Regions from separate parts of the Homo sapiens genome. Here all the other regions are linked to region 3. A link is a contact called in ENCODE Hi-C or POLR2A ChIA-PET data. All regions are on one chromosome and are shown on one strand. Each heading gives the region's core, a stretch centred on a gene start or an enhancer-like site at or near the end of the contact. The rest is flanking DNA. Distances are from core to core; before and after follow the strand shown.

Region 1 (2,700 bases), core at 199-2,698, 790 kb after region 3:
AGGCCGAGGTGGGCGGATCACAAGGTCAGGAGTTCGAGACCAGCCTGACCAACATGGTGAAACCCCGTCTTTACTAAAAATAAAAAATTAGGCGTGATGGTGCATGCCTGTAATCCCAGCTACTGGGGAGGCTGAGGCAGGAGAAGCTGTTGAACCCTGGAGGAGGAGGTTGCAGTGAGCTGAGATCACACCACTGCACTCCAGCCTGGGCAACAAGAGCAAAACTCCGTCTCAAAAATAAATAAATAAATAAAACAAAGACAAGGTCTCCGCCTGTAATCCTAGCACTTTGGGAGGCCGAGGCGGGCGGATCACCTGAGATCAGGAGCTCAAGACCAGCCTGGACAACATGGTGAAACCCCATCTCTACTAAAAATACAAAAATTAGCCGAGAGTGGTGGCACATGCCTGTAATCCCAGCTACTTGGGAGGCCGAGGCAGAATAGCTTGAACCTGGGAGGCAAATGTTGCAGTGAGCCCAGATTGCGCCACTGCACTCCAGCCTGGGCGACAGGGTAAGATCCGGCTCAAAAAAAAAAAAAAAAAAAAAAAAAAAAATAGGGCCTCACTCCGTTGCCCAGGCTGGTCTCAAACTCCTGCACTCACTAAAAGAAAAGAAAAGCAACAACAAACTAGTAGGCTCAAACGATCTTCTCTCCTCAGCCTCCCAAAGCACTGTGCTTAAAGGCGTGAGCTGGGCCCTCGGCCTGGGGGTTGGAAATTGAAGCCTCTATTTTATGTATTTATTTATTTTCTGAGACAGAGTTTTGCTCTGTTGCCCAGGCTGGAGTGCAGTGGTGTGATCATGGCTCACTGCATCCTCGAACTTCCGGGCTCAAGAGATTCTACCAACTCAGCCTCCCAAGTAGCTGGGACCACAGGTGCAAGCCACCCACGCCCGGCTAGTTTTTTGTATTTTTTTGTAGGGACTGGGTTTATCCAAGTTGCCCAGGCTGGTCTCGAACCCCAGAGCTCAAGCAACCCTCCTGCCTGGGCCTCCCGAAGTGCTGGGATTACAGGTGTGAGCCACCGTGCCCGGCCTAAGCCTCTCATAAGGCCGTGCTCCCTGCCAGAGGCCACCCTTGAAGAAGATTCCCTGAGACTTAATGACCTGGGGCACCCCGGACTTTCTTAATCGTAGCTCCACCCACTCGAGCCGGGTGCCTTCGCGTTTCCCGTTTTTAAATGAGATAGTGGCACACCCGGTGGCATCCTCCCACCCGGGCTCTTATCGGCGGTCCCAGACCCTGCTTGAGCGCCTCCGGGTGTCAAGGGCCCCTGAGGACACTAAAGCTCTCGAACCCCGATGTGGACCCCCGTGCGGCGCGGGGCAGCCTGGCTGGGAACCCTGCTCGGCCCTGGAGAGGGGCCCCCCGAGCCGAGGGGAGGAGCGGCGCATGCCCACAAGCCCCCCGCGGGAAGTAGGAAATCGACCGACCAGGCGGTGCGCTTCGGACCCAGCCAGGGCATGTGCTCGGAGGCCCGCCTGGCTCGCAGGTTGCGGGATGCGCTGCGGGAGGAGGAGCCGTGGTGAGGGCGGGGCCGGGGGCGGGCCAGGAGTGGGGGTCTTTGGCCGGGGTCCACTCTGACCGCGGTGTTTGCAGGGCAGTAGAGGAGCTGCTGCGCTGCGGCGCGGACCCTAATTTGGTGCTAGAGGACGGCGCAGCGGCTGTGCACTTGGCGGCCGGAGCCCGGCACCCGCGCGGCCTGCGTTGCCTCGGGGCCCTACTGCGCCAAGGCGGGGACCCCAACGCTCGGTAAGATAGAGCCTGGGTCCGGGGCGGGGTCTCCCCAAGCCGAAGTCTGGGAATCCGGGAAGGGGCGCCCCATCATCCCGGGCCAGGCCTCGGGGCTCGAGGGTGGGGTTTAGGGGATCTTGGGGAGGGAACTTGGGGGTCCAAGGGCAGGGGCTAGGGCTCGAGGGAGGCGCTGGGGTCCCAGACCGAGGGCGTGGAATGGGGCTGCGCTAGGACCAAAGTGGGGATCAAGGGTTCGGATATTGGAGTGGAGGCACCAGGGTCAGACGGCAGAGGTTTGGGTCCTGGCCTGAGGTCATAGCATCTAGGTTCCAAGGGCAGTGTACCAGGGTGGACGGCGGAGATCCGGGAGGCCGAGAACGAAGGCTCCAGGTCCCCAGAGCGGAGATCGGGGTTCCTGCCGGGAGGCTGAGTCCGCAATGACCCCTCTTGCGCTGCCGCCCCAGATCTGTCGAGGCACTGACGCCGCTGCATGTGGCCGCCGCGTGGGGCTGCCGCCGCGGCCTGGAGCTGCTGCTGAGCCAAGGAGCGGACCCGGCGCTGCGCGACCAGGTTGGGAGGCACTGCGCGGGCAAAGAAAGGCTGGGTGAGCCCAGAGGGAGGGAAGGAAGGTAAGAGGGCCTCGGGCGCCCCCTGCTGACCGCGCCCCTGTAGGACGGACTCCGGCCGCTGGACCTGGCCCTGCAGCAGGGACACCTGGAGTGCGCGCGAGTCCTGCAGGATCTCGACACGCGGACCAGGACCCGGACCCGGATCGGGGCAGAGACTCAGGAGCCCGAGCCTGCACCTGGCAGTGAGTAGGGCCTGCAGGGCTGCTGGGGCTTGACTTCTGGACCAGTCCCTGACATCCAGGGTCTTCCCCACCCCACCCATTGGTTCTGACCGTCTCACATCCACTATTTGTGGCCAGCTCTTTCGGCCTCAGACACTCTGATCTCCTTTT
Region 2 (2,700 bases), core at 63-2,562, 610 kb after region 3:
AGGGCTACAGAGGTGACCACACAGCACCCATCATTGCAGGGATTGTAGGACAAGGTGCATCCACATGTCTCAGAACAACGCAACCATCGCCACCTGGTGAGGGCCAGGGGCAGCGTGTGGCCTCAGGGGTCTGCACCTCTGGGTGTGGGATCTGCCTTTTTTTCATTTTTATTTTATTTTTTGTAGAGATGGGGGTCTCACTGTATTCCCCAGGCTGGTCTCGAACTCCTGGATGCCAATGATCCTCCCACCTTGGCCTCCCAAAATGCTGGGATTATAGGCGTGAACCACTGTACCCAGCTCCGCTTAAAAAAAAAACAAAAAAACAGATTGGTTGTTTTAGAGCAGTTTTAGGTTTATAAAAATACCGAGCAGATAGTGCAGAGAGTTCCCATGTACCCCTCCCACGCCCAGGTTCTCACATTATTTATATTTTGCATTCGTGTGGTGTGTTGGTTGCACCTGACTCAACTCTACGTTGGTACTGTTACTAACAGCCATAGTTTCCATTAGGGTTCTTGGTGTTGCACATTCTTTGAGTTTGGACAAAAGTATAATGAATGTGTCTGCCGTTGGAGTGTCACAGAGTGGTGTCACTGCCCTAAAATTCCTCCATGCTCCCCCTGTTCATCCCTCCATGACCTTTGGCAGCCACAGCTCTTCTCACTGCCTCCACAGTTCTGTCTTTTCCAGGCTGTCTGTAGTTGGAGTCCCAGTGTTGCAGGCTTTTCAGACTGGCTTCTTCCACTTCACAACCAGCATTTAAGGTTCCTGCATGTCAGTTGGGCACGGTGGCTTACATAATCCCAGTGCACTGGGAGGCCGAGGCAGGAGGATCACTTGAGCCCAGGAGTTCCAGATCAGCCTGGGCAACATAACAAGACCCTGTCTCTACCAAAAAAAAAAAAAAAAAAAAAAAAAATTAGCCAGGTGTGGTGGTGTTTGCCTGTGGTCCCCCCTACGTGGGAGTCTGAGGCAGGAGAATCGCTTGAGCCCGGGAGGTTGAGGCTGCAGTGAGCCAACGTCTGGCCACTGCACTCCAGCCTAGGTGACAGAGCGAGACCCTGTCCCCCAAAAAAAGGGGAGAGGAGATTCCTCCATGTCTTTTCGTGGCTTGAGAGCTCATTTCTTTTGCTGAATTGTAGCTCATTATATGAATGTGTCAGTTTCTTCACACGTAGGATCCTGAGAGCCCCCTCAGTGGAGAGAGGGAGTTGGGGGCAGGGTCAGACCCCACCCTTTCTGGAGCCTTGACCTCTCGCCTCTTGTTAGTCCCCACAAGCTGAGGGCTGCCATGCAAATTCACTGAAATCACATCTAAGCAGTGCCTAGGAATACATTTCAGTTCCTCTTCCTCTCTGAGGTCATCAGTAAGACATTAATTGGGGTCATACAACTTAGCCCTGGTCCGACATATGTAGCCTATTCCTGTTTTCTCCTGTGCAAGTAACACAGAGATTCATTGTCATTGTTTACATCAGCTTTTAATAAAACTGCTGAGCAATTTCACCATAGAATGTCCATTTTCTTTCCTTTCCCATCCCCTCCCCTCCCCTCCTCTCCCCTCCCCTCTCCTCGCCTCTCCTCTATTCCTTTCTTGTCAGGGTCTCTCTCCGTTACCTAGAATGGAGTGCAGTGGCACAATCATAACTCACCGCAGCCTCGAGAACTTCTGGGCTCAAGCGATCCTCCCACCCAAGTAGCTGGAATTCCAGGTGTGCACCACCATGCCCGGCTAATTTTTAAATTTTCTGTAGAGACACAGTCTTACTATGTTCTCCAGGCTGGTCTCGAACTCCTGGCTTCCAGTGATCCTCCCACCTCAGCTGTTTTTAATATGGCTTGTCTTGTGTGCATTACATTATATACCCAGACCGCCCGTTCATTGCTGTGTGAGCATTTGCTGTGTGGCAGGCTATGATATAGGTGCTGGGCTATGTGGTGGCCAAAGTCAACACAAAATTCTCCCCAGGTAGAACTCGGGGAAGACTCTGGGTGACACAGGAGCTATAGAGGTTCTGAGCAGAGGTAGATGCAACCCAGCTCTGGTCTCCCGAGGCCGCCCTGGCGTCATCCCAGCTCTGAGACTCAGCCACAGTGAAACTGCCAGTGGCCCCAGTGTCCTCCCAGCAGGTGGCCAGGGGGCTCAACGGCTCTCCAGGCCAAAACATCAGTGCCTGGCATCCACACCCGAGATAAAACAGTGATCTTGAAAATTCAGCATGTGTGGCACACACCTGTAATCCCAGAGTCAGGAGGCTGAGTCCTGAGTCAGGAGGATTGCGTGAGCCTAGGAATTCCAGACCAGCCTGGGTAACATTGCAAGACCCCATCTCTACCAAAAAGTTTAAAAACTAGGCTGGGTGCAGTGGCTCATGCCTGTAATCCCAACACTTTGGGAGGCCAAGGCAGGTGGATCACCTGAGGTCAAGAGTTCGAGACCAGCCTGGCAAACATGGTGAAACCCCGTCTCTACTAAAAATACAAAAATTAGCCAGGTGTGGTGGCGAGCGCCTATAATCCCAGGTACTTCGGAGGCTGAGGCAGGAGAATGGCTTGAACTTGGGAGGTGGAGGTTGCAGTGAGCCAATATCGCACCATTGCACTCCAGCCTGGGCAACAAGAGCGAAATCTGTCTCAAAATTAAAAATAAAAATAAAAAATTAGCCAGGCATGGCAGTGCATGCCTGTGGTCTCAGC
Region 3 (2,700 bases), core at 199-2,698:
GATAATAGGCCAAGCACCATGGCTCACGCCTATAATCCCAGCACTTTAGGAGGCCGAGGCAGGTGGATTACTTAAGGCCAGGAGTTTGAGTCCAGCCTGGGCAATGTGGTGAAACTCTGTCTCTAAAAAAATTAGCAGGGCATGGTGGCGCACGCTTGTAATCGCAGCTCCTCAGAAGCCTGAAGCAAGAGAATCACTTGAACCCGGGAGACGGAGGTTTGAGTGAGCCAAGATCGTGCCACTGCACTCTAGCCTAGGCGACAGAGCGAGACTCCTACTACCAAAAAAAAAAAAAAAAAAAAAAAGGAATCTTTGGCAATAAAGAAAGGAGAGAGGAGGCTGGATGTTGTGGCTCATGCCTGTAATCCCAGCACTTTGGGAGGCCAAGGTGGGTGGATCATGAGGTCAGGAGTTCGAGACCAGCCTGGCCAACGTGGACCCTGTCTCTACTAAAAGTACAAAAATTAGCCGGTCATGGTGGCGCGCGCCTGTAGTCTCAGCTACTCGGGAGGCTGAGGCAGGAGAATTGCTTGAACCCGGGAGGTGGAAGTTGCAGTGAGCCGAAATCGCGCCACTGCACTCCAGCCTGGGCAACAGAGCAAGGCTCCGTCTCAAAAAAAAAAAAAAAAAAAAAGGAGAGAAGAAACAAAAAAACAAGGAAAGGAGCCCCTTAAGTTCTACCTTTGCCTTAATGTCTTCATCTGTAAAACGGGAATAAAAGCGTTTTGGCTGTGCCACAACTACCTAGAGAGGTTGCTATGGAAATGTAACATTAGGCTCAATTTGGTCCTGATTCTACACTAACCTTTATCTTTCTCTTTATGACCATAAAACTTGCCCGACGAAAGTCTAAAATGCCCAAATCGGGAGTCATTGGTGGACTGCAACCATCGGTTTCTCCAATGCTCTGTGGGGAAGGGGAAATAACACCGGTTAGAGGTGATAATGGTTAATTTGGGCTAAGGGAAGGGTGAAGGGGACCCTCGAGGATTCGAGGGTTCGCTGCCGTGGACCCCGTGGCGACTCTGGCCAGCCTTAGGGGGCGGAGATGGGGGAGCTTACACCTCCGCCACCACGGGCGTGGCCCCTTCACCTCCGTCTAGAAATTCCTCTTGGAAATAGACGGTAGCCAGCGCCACTCGCAGCATGCATATGGCCCAGAGCTGGACCAAAGCCCGGGCCATGGGGGTGTGCACTGCGCTTCCGGTCGCCGCCACCCCTTAGCTCCCAGCTCTCTCTGCGGCTCTTCAGGCGCGTCCCGAAACTACAACTCCCGTCACAACTCGCGATTATGACCTGAGGGTCCCATTGGTCGCTGCGGCGCGGGGCACGTTGGGCCCGCCCCGGAACTACCGCTCCCATGACACCCCGCGATTGTGATTCGGGGCGCCATTGGTCTGCGGGGCGCGGTGCTTCCCGGGAGATGTAGTCTCTTCTGCTCTGGCTCTGTTGCCCAGGGCAACCGCTCCTTCAGGCGTGAATGTGGCGGCTGCCTCTGCGAATGGACGGCGTGGGAAGAGGTCGGCAGGGCTGGTGGGGAGGTGACCTAGCTGGGCGTCCGGGCTCGCGAGGGGGATACGGGGAAATGGGGCCTTCTCCGGGGCTGAGCTGGTTGGGCCGCTGCAGGATGGTCCCGCGCCTCAGTTTCCCTGTCTGGGGTCTATTGGAGCATGGTCCTGCGCGGGTCGCTTCATAGCTGGGGAGAAGAGCAGGATGGTCTCAGGGGCGCCAGGGTTTTCAAGTTTTGGTTTGTTGATTTGTAACAACTTTATTGAGCCTTCATTTACATACCATAGTGTTCGCCACTTTTAAGCTGACGACTCCGTTATTTTTAGTAAATCTACAAAGTTGTGAAGCCGTCGCCACCATCCAGCTCATCCAGCTTTAGAACTTTGCGTCAGGCCGGGCGCGGTGATTCACGCCTGGAATCCCAGCACTTTGGGAGGCAGAGGCGGGAGGATCACTTGAGGCCAGGAGATCCAGACCAGCCTGGGCAACCTGGCGAGACCCCATCTCTAAAAAAGATAAAAATAAAAAATTAGCCAGGTGTAGTGGCACGCGCCTGTAGTCCCAGCTACTCAGGATGTTGAGGCAGGAGGGAGGATTGCTTGTGTCCAGGAGGTCAAGGGCTGCTGTGAGCTGTGATCATGCCACTGCACTCCGGCTAATTTTTTGTATTTTTAGTAGAGATGGGGTTTCACCATGTTTGCCACGCTGGTCTCGAACTCCTGACCTCACGTAATCTGCCAGCCTTGGCCTCCCAAAGTGCTGGGATTATAGGCGTGAGTCACAGCACCGGCCCGATCTGCTTTCTGAGTTTATTGGTTTGCCTTTTCTTGACAGTTCTTACAAATGAAATGATAGGGTGTGTGGAGTTTAGTGTCTGGCTACTTTCTTTTTTCTTTCCTTTTTTTTTTTTTTTTGAGACAGATTCTCGCTCTGTTACTTAGGCTGAAGTGCAATGGTGCGATCTCGGCTCACTGCGAACTCCGCCTCCCAGGTTCAAGCAATTCTCCTGTCTCAGCGTCCTGAGTATTTGGGATTACAGGCGCATGACACCACGCCCCGCTAATTTTTGTATTGTTAGTAGAGACGGGGTTTTACCATGTGTGTCAGGCTGGTCTCGATCTCCTGACCTCGTGATCCGCCCGCCTTAGCCTCCCAAAGTGCTGGGATTACAGGCGTGAGCCACTGCGCCCG
Region 4 (2,700 bases), core at 81-2,580, 810 kb after region 3:
CTTTAAAAACGTAATAAACACAAGAAGATGCCGGCACGATGGCTCCCAGAACTTTGGGAAGCCAAGTCTGGAGGATTGCTTGAGGCCAGAAGTTCGAGACCAGCTTGGGAAACATAGCAAGACCCCTGTGTCTTTTTTTTTTTTTTCTTTTGAGAGGGAGTTTAGCTCTTGTTGCCCAGACTGGACTGTAGTGGCTTAATCTCGGCTGACTGACACCTCCGCCTTCTGGTTTTAAGCGATTCTCCTGCCTCAGCCTCTTGAGTAGCTGGGATGACAGGCGCCCGCCACCACGCCCGGCTAATTTTTGTATTTTAGTAGAGATGGGGTTTCACCATGTTGGCCAGGCTGGTCTCAAACTCCTGACCTCGTGATCCGCCCGCCTCGGCTTCCCAAAGTGCTGGGATTGCTGGGATTACAGGCGTGAGCCACCGTGCCCCGCCTTTTTTTTTTTGAGACAGAGTCTCCCTCTGTCCGCCAGGCTGGAGTGCAGTGGCGCGATCTCAGCTCACTGCAAGATCCGCCTCACTCACGGTTCACGCCGTTGTCCTGCTTCGGCCTCCGGAGTAGCTGGGACTACAGGCGTCCGCCACCACGCCCGGCTAATTTTTTGTATTTTTAGTAGAGACGTGGTTTCACCGTGTTAGCCAGGACGGTCTCGATCTCCTGACCTCGTGATCCACCCGCGTCGGCCTCCCAAAGTGCTGGGATTACAGGCGTGAGCCACTGCGCCCGGCTGGCTTTTTTTTTTTTTTTTTGAGACTGATTTTCGCTCTTGTTGCCCAGGCTGGAGTGCAATGGCACGATCTTGGCTCACTGCAACCTCCGCCTCCCGGGTTCAAGTGATTCTCCTGCCTCAGCCTCCCTACTAGCTGGAATTACAGGCGCAGAGATGGGGTTTCACCATGCTGGCCAGGCTGGTCTCGAACTGCTGACCTCAGGCGATCTACCCGCCTCGGCCTCCCAAAGTGCTAAGATTACAGGAGTGAGCCACCGCACCCGGCCGAACCTCGCATCTTAAAAACACACAGACACACAAAAGCTCTAGAGAGCCTCGCGGAGCTGTAAACTACAGCTCCCAAGAGACTTCGCGGCCGAGGCCTCCGCCCACTTCCGGATCTCACTTTCATTGCTTCCAAGTACCGGGAGGTGCTTTGCTTCTTCAACCGAACTTGACCACAATGGGAGGAGGCGTGGCAACCAATGGGCGCATGAGTTAGCTGGATGCGGCCAATGGAAGCGTGCAAAGCGCTCCTATGTGGGGGCGGGGCTAGACTGCACACCAATGACAGGGAGGTGGTGGCGCCATCAGTGTGGGCTGTGCCGTGGCTGGAAGTTACTGTGAGGCGGCGGCTAAGAAGGCGGCTCTGGTGGCGGCGGTGGAGGCTGAGGCGGCGGCCGAGGCGGCGACGGAGGAAACAGAAGATGGTGAGGATGGCCTCCAGGCCCCCACTCCCCCTCTGCTAGACAAAATGGCGCTGTGGTCCCACCCACCTCTAGTATCCCCCTAGGCCCCTCTCCGTTCTGCCCGGTCCCCTCAGGTCCGGCCCGCCCCTCCCACTCACCTGTGACCTTCGACCCCCGGACCCTACCGAGAGCTTCCTGCTGATCCCACTGCCACTCCTTCTCCGACCCCTGACCCCATCCAGGATACCAAGCCCTGACAACTCATTCATTTCCGGGTTGCGGCTCCCCCCGGAAATCGTCTGGGGTGGGGATGGGGTCCCGTAAGACCCCCTGGTCTGGCCTCGTTCTCAGCACGCCGGACCTGGATCTCTTCAGTTCAGGAGAATTTGGGAGGCCGGCCTGGGCCCCGGGGCGGGGGAGGGGGCTTGGCACCGCGATATGCAGGGCTTTGTCGCCAAAGGAAGTGCGACATCGCCGATTGTCCCGGTTCCCCGGGCCCTGACCCCACCTCCACCATTCTGGGCCCTTACCCGCCTCTAAGAATGAAAAACTTTTATCTCCGATCCGCATGGATTGTCCCTGTGAAATGAGGGTAGCAGTAGTCTGAACCTCTTAGGGTGGTGACAATTTAGGTAACTGACGTCGTAAAGGACTCAGGATAGTGAATGCTCAACAGATGAGCTGGGTGACTCGAGGCCAGTGACGTTCTCTTCTAGCTGTCCCCTCATTATGAAGTGTGGATCGTCCCCACCTGGCTGTTGGAAGGTTGAAATTCCTTCAGGGTTCCTCAGTCATCCTGGAATTTGGGTCTGGTGGTTCTTCGGGGTTCAGTCTCCCCACCTGAAAAGTGGGATGGTGACCCACCCTCAGAGTGGAACTAAAGCCTCTCCACAACCCCCATTAGTTGGCATCCTGAGGGCTGGGAAGGGTGATGGGAAGCTTGGTCAAGATACCTCAAGTCTCCTTTGTCCCCTGACCCAGAGTCCCAGCCCACAATCCACAGTCCTTGGGATGTGGTGGGGATGAAAGGAAGACTCCCTTTCAGGAAGGAAATGGGAAGGTGGGTTCCTAGTGTGCGGGTCCCCAAGCCTGGGAGTTGTCCTTGATACCTTGGTACAGTCTCATCCCTACAGCCAATCATAAGTGGATTAGATTGTCTCTGCCTTCTGAACACACCTGAATTCATCCATGGCTTCATGCCCTGTTGCAGGTACTGCCACTTCCCACCTGCATACCTGTCCCAGCTTCTTCCCTGGTCTCCTAGCCTTGCTCTCACCCCTTTGGCAGTTCATAATT
Region 5 (2,700 bases), core at 3-2,502, 690 kb after region 3:
GTGGCTCAATCTTGGCTCACTGCAACCTCCACCTCCCGGGTTCAAGTGATTCTCCTGCCTCAGCCTCCCAAGTAGCTGGGATTACAGGTGTGCACCACCACACCCGACTAATTTTTTTCTGTTTTTAGTAGAGATGGGGTTTCACCATGTTGGCCAGGCTGGTCTTGAACTCCTGACCTCAAATGATCCGCCCACCTCGGCCTCAAACTTTTGTCCTTGTTGTGCCTTATTTTACCCCACAGGGATTCAGGTGAAACTGAATGCAACCACGGATGGCTAGGCATCTCACAGATCTACAAGTTACCATCTCCTTAGCCGGTCTTCAAAAGGCACCAGGCCTTTTGAATAAATAAATATATTTACTTATTTATTTATTTTCCCCCTTGGTCTGCAAGATTCCATAAGGTGTCTGAGAACACAGGAGCTATCCCCTTCCTTACCTCGGCCAAAAGAGCAGCTTTGGGTTTTGGGGGGGGTTTTGAGACAGAGTCTCTCTCTGTCACCCAGGTTGGAGTGCAGTGGCACGATCTCGGCTCACTGCAACCTCCGCCTCCTGGGTTGAAGCAGTTCTCCTGCCTCAGTCTCTTGAGTAGCTGGGATTACAGGCACCCGCCACCACACCTGGCTAATTTTTGTATTTTTAGTAGAGACAGGGTTTCACCATGTTGGCCAGGCTGGCCTTGAACTCCTGACCTCAGGTGATCCGCTCACCTCAGCCTCCCAAAGTGCTGGGATTACAGGCGTGAGCCACTGCGCCTGGCCAGCTTTGGTTTTCTTCTTTCCCACCAGCATGATCCTGAAAGGAGCTCCCACCCAGGCCCCATTTTGGTTATTTTGCAGGGCAAGTCCCTGCCCTGCCAGCAGAGGGTTCCAGAAGGGCCTCTGTGGGCCTGCTTGGCATCTACCAGCACATGGCAAAGACAGCCTGGTCACCTGGTCACCACCAGGACTGCTCAGGCTCCCTCCGCCCCACTCGGCATCCTGCTGTGATCTGGGGGATATGTCAGTTCCTCCATAGCAAGCCCCGCTGGATGCACGTCCCACCCTGTAGATTCCTAGCCAGCCCCTCCTACTTCTCAGACATCCGAATGGCCCCCAGACTAAACACTTTACTCAGCTTTGGGGCAGCCACCAGCAGAGTCCGGGTGCCGCCAACCCAGGGAAACTGGTGTCCACAGACAGTGGCTGAGGCACGCCACGGTGTGCAGCGTGGAGAGGTGGCGGTGGCCTTGTTGCACTTGCGCCTTCTCACTCTCTCCCCTCTCTCTGTGTCTCTCAGTCTAACCCGCCAGGCGTGGCTTGCTGAACTAACCCAAATCCCGACACTGTGTTCCTTTTGTTCACAAAACCATTTTTAATATTTTGACAGGAAAAGTAAAGGTATCAAACAAAAGCAGATCATTCCAAAGGTAAAAAAAAAAACACACCCCGCGCGACACGTTCCAAGATATCTTGCTTCTCTGCCCGTCTTGAGAGCTTTCACTTCTGCAACTTCATTTCCTCCTCCTTCCCACTATCTCCCCCTCCCTCCAAGAAAAAAAAAATGTTCTCGTGTTGAGATGATTTAGAGCTGTCTCTTTATGGGTTTCCCAGAAGCAGGGTCTGAGATGGGGTATTTGCACACACAGCGGCTTATGGAAGAGGGCTTACGTGAGAAGGCAGAGAGAAGGGGTGAGGGAGGAAGCTAGGGGCGTAAGCATAGCTGAAGTCTGGCCTCAGCCTGGTCCCATGGGGAGCTCTAGTGGGTTCATAGCACCACAGAGCTCATCCTGCCCCAACGTAATGGGACCCTTCCGTTTAACACCCCCATCTTCAGTCCCTGGCTACTGGGCTGCTTCCAGACAGGACAGAGAACCTCCCAAGCGCTCTGTCTCGTTTCCACATACAAGTGCAGCAATTTAAGAAATTTGCAAGAAGAGTAAGAATAGCCTTGCAGTCTAGTTAGCAGATGGGAGAGGGCTAATTCCTCTTGTCAGCTGATAGAACTGGCTGACACATGATGGTGGCCTGTCCGATGAGCTCATGCGGATGGCACAGAAAGGACCTGGCCCTTCTTGACTCAAGTAATGTAAACTGTAGGAGCTATGCAGAGGAGAGGGACGGCCAGGTTCAGTAGCACTGGCTTCCTCTCTAACCCAGAGGAAGAGGAAATGGGGCAGCCACTCAGGCTGTGAAAGAGGCTGTCATCAGCCCTCCCGGAACCAGCGCTGTGTGCAAGGTGCAAACCCACCTCATTCCACTGGGCCCACATCAATAGTGTGGTCCTGAGACCAAACCTAAGAGCTGCTGCCCGGGCACTCGCTGCGGGGACGCTGTTCTGCCCTGGCTTCGGGGACACCTGTGATGCCTCCCCGTGCCCGTGTGGGCTGTGGGAGGGCAGGCCGGACCCCATGTGTCTGTCCTAGAACCTACTGGACTCCAAGTCCCTGAAACTCATCATCAGCATGACTCTGCACGACCGCACCACCAAGTCCCTACTGCACCTGCACAAGAAGAAAAAGCCACCAAGCATCAGCGCCCAGTTCCAGGTAGGTGGAGCAGGAGAGGCAGAAGGTGGCGGTCAGCTCAGCCTCAGGCTTGTGTAGCTTCACCCGACACCGAGCACAGCCCGTCTCTAGTAAAAATACAAAAATTGGCCGGGCGCGGTGGCTCAAGCCTGTAATCCCAGCACTTTGGGAGGCCGAGGCGGGCGGATCACGA

The links. A loop is a pair of places that touch in the nucleus more often than their neighbours do. ChIA-PET counts read pairs that join two places held with the same protein, here RNA polymerase II (POLR2A). Pooled maps may share reads with other maps.
Region 1: a loop to region 3 is called in a pooled map, with 4 times the contacts of the local background. The contact joins the promoter of ANKLE1 here to the promoter of C19orf44 in region 3. A Hi-C loop is called at or near these places in 2 of 50 pooled maps. POLR2A ChIA-PET finds 5 or more read pairs at or near these places in 2 of 52 experiments (B cell and common myeloid progenitor, CD34-positive).
Region 2: a loop to region 3 is called in a pooled map, with 3 times the contacts of the local background. The contact joins the enhancer-like site here to the promoter of C19orf44 in region 3. A Hi-C loop is called at or near these places in 1 of 50 pooled maps. POLR2A ChIA-PET finds 5 or more read pairs at or near these places in 2 of 52 experiments (Panc1 and activated T-cell).
Region 4: a map of CD8-positive, alpha-beta T cell shows a loop between it and region 3 (10-fold over the local background). The contact joins the promoter of DDA1 here to the promoter of C19orf44 in region 3. A Hi-C loop is called at or near these places in 3 of 168 maps with a recorded cell type or tissue (CD8-positive, alpha-beta T cell and naive thymus-derived CD4-positive, alpha-beta T cell), 4 of 37 single-sample maps with no recorded cell type and 11 of 50 pooled maps.
Region 5: a pooled map shows a loop between it and region 3 (2.2-fold over the local background). The contact joins the enhancer-like site here to the promoter of C19orf44 in region 3. A Hi-C loop is called at or near these places in 1 of 50 pooled maps. POLR2A ChIA-PET finds 5 or more read pairs at or near these places in 2 of 52 experiments (B cell and activated T-cell).

What each region holds. Positions count from the first base shown.
Region 1 is chr19:17,280,453-17,283,152 of GRCh38, forward strand. ANKLE1 (ankyrin repeat and LEM domain containing 1) reads left to right here and starts at 1,449. Exons shown (of 9, transcript NM_152363.6): 1 at 1,449-1,530; 2 at 1,605-1,757; 3 at 2,204-2,309; 4 at 2,412-2,550. The coding sequence starts at 1,469. RefSeq lists silencers at 1,311-1,360, 1,371-1,460.
Region 2 is chr19:17,104,424-17,107,123 of GRCh38, forward strand. The region is part of intron 2 of MYO9B (myosin IXB); the gene reads left to right. Among named protein-coding and RNA genes, the nearest start is that of SNORA118, 14 kb to the left of the region's middle. Within about 2 kb of position 1,313, at least 4 of the 41 ENCODE cell types and tissues checked have a DNase peak (open chromatin) inside an H3K27ac peak, as active enhancers do.
Region 3 is chr19:16,494,946-16,497,645 of GRCh38, forward strand. C19orf44 (chromosome 19 open reading frame 44) reads left to right here and starts at 1,449. Exons shown (of 9, transcript NM_032207.4): 1 at 1,449-1,520. CALR3 (calreticulin 3) reads right to left here and starts at 1,222. Exons shown (of 9, transcript NM_145046.5): 1 at 1,094-1,222; 2 at 806-907. The coding sequence starts at 1,184. RefSeq lists enhancers at 486-986, 987-1,487, 1,122-1,551.
Region 4 is chr19:17,308,233-17,310,932 of GRCh38, forward strand. DDA1 (DET1 and DDB1 associated 1) reads left to right here and starts at 1,331. Exons shown (of 5, transcript NM_024050.6): 1 at 1,331-1,425. The coding sequence starts at 1,423. RefSeq lists enhancers at 634-1,195, 917-1,106, 1,196-1,759 and a silencer at 1,547-1,646.
Region 5 is chr19:17,182,460-17,185,159 of GRCh38, forward strand. MYO9B (myosin IXB) reads left to right here. Exons shown (of 40, transcript NM_004145.4): 16 at 1,370-1,409; 17 at 2,406-2,528. Among named protein-coding and RNA genes, the nearest start is that of USE1, 32 kb to the right of the region's middle. RefSeq lists an enhancer at 1,847-2,056. Within about 2 kb of position 1,253, at least 8 of the 41 ENCODE cell types and tissues checked have a DNase peak (open chromatin) inside an H3K27ac peak, as active enhancers do; they include B cell, where a contact is called at or near this core.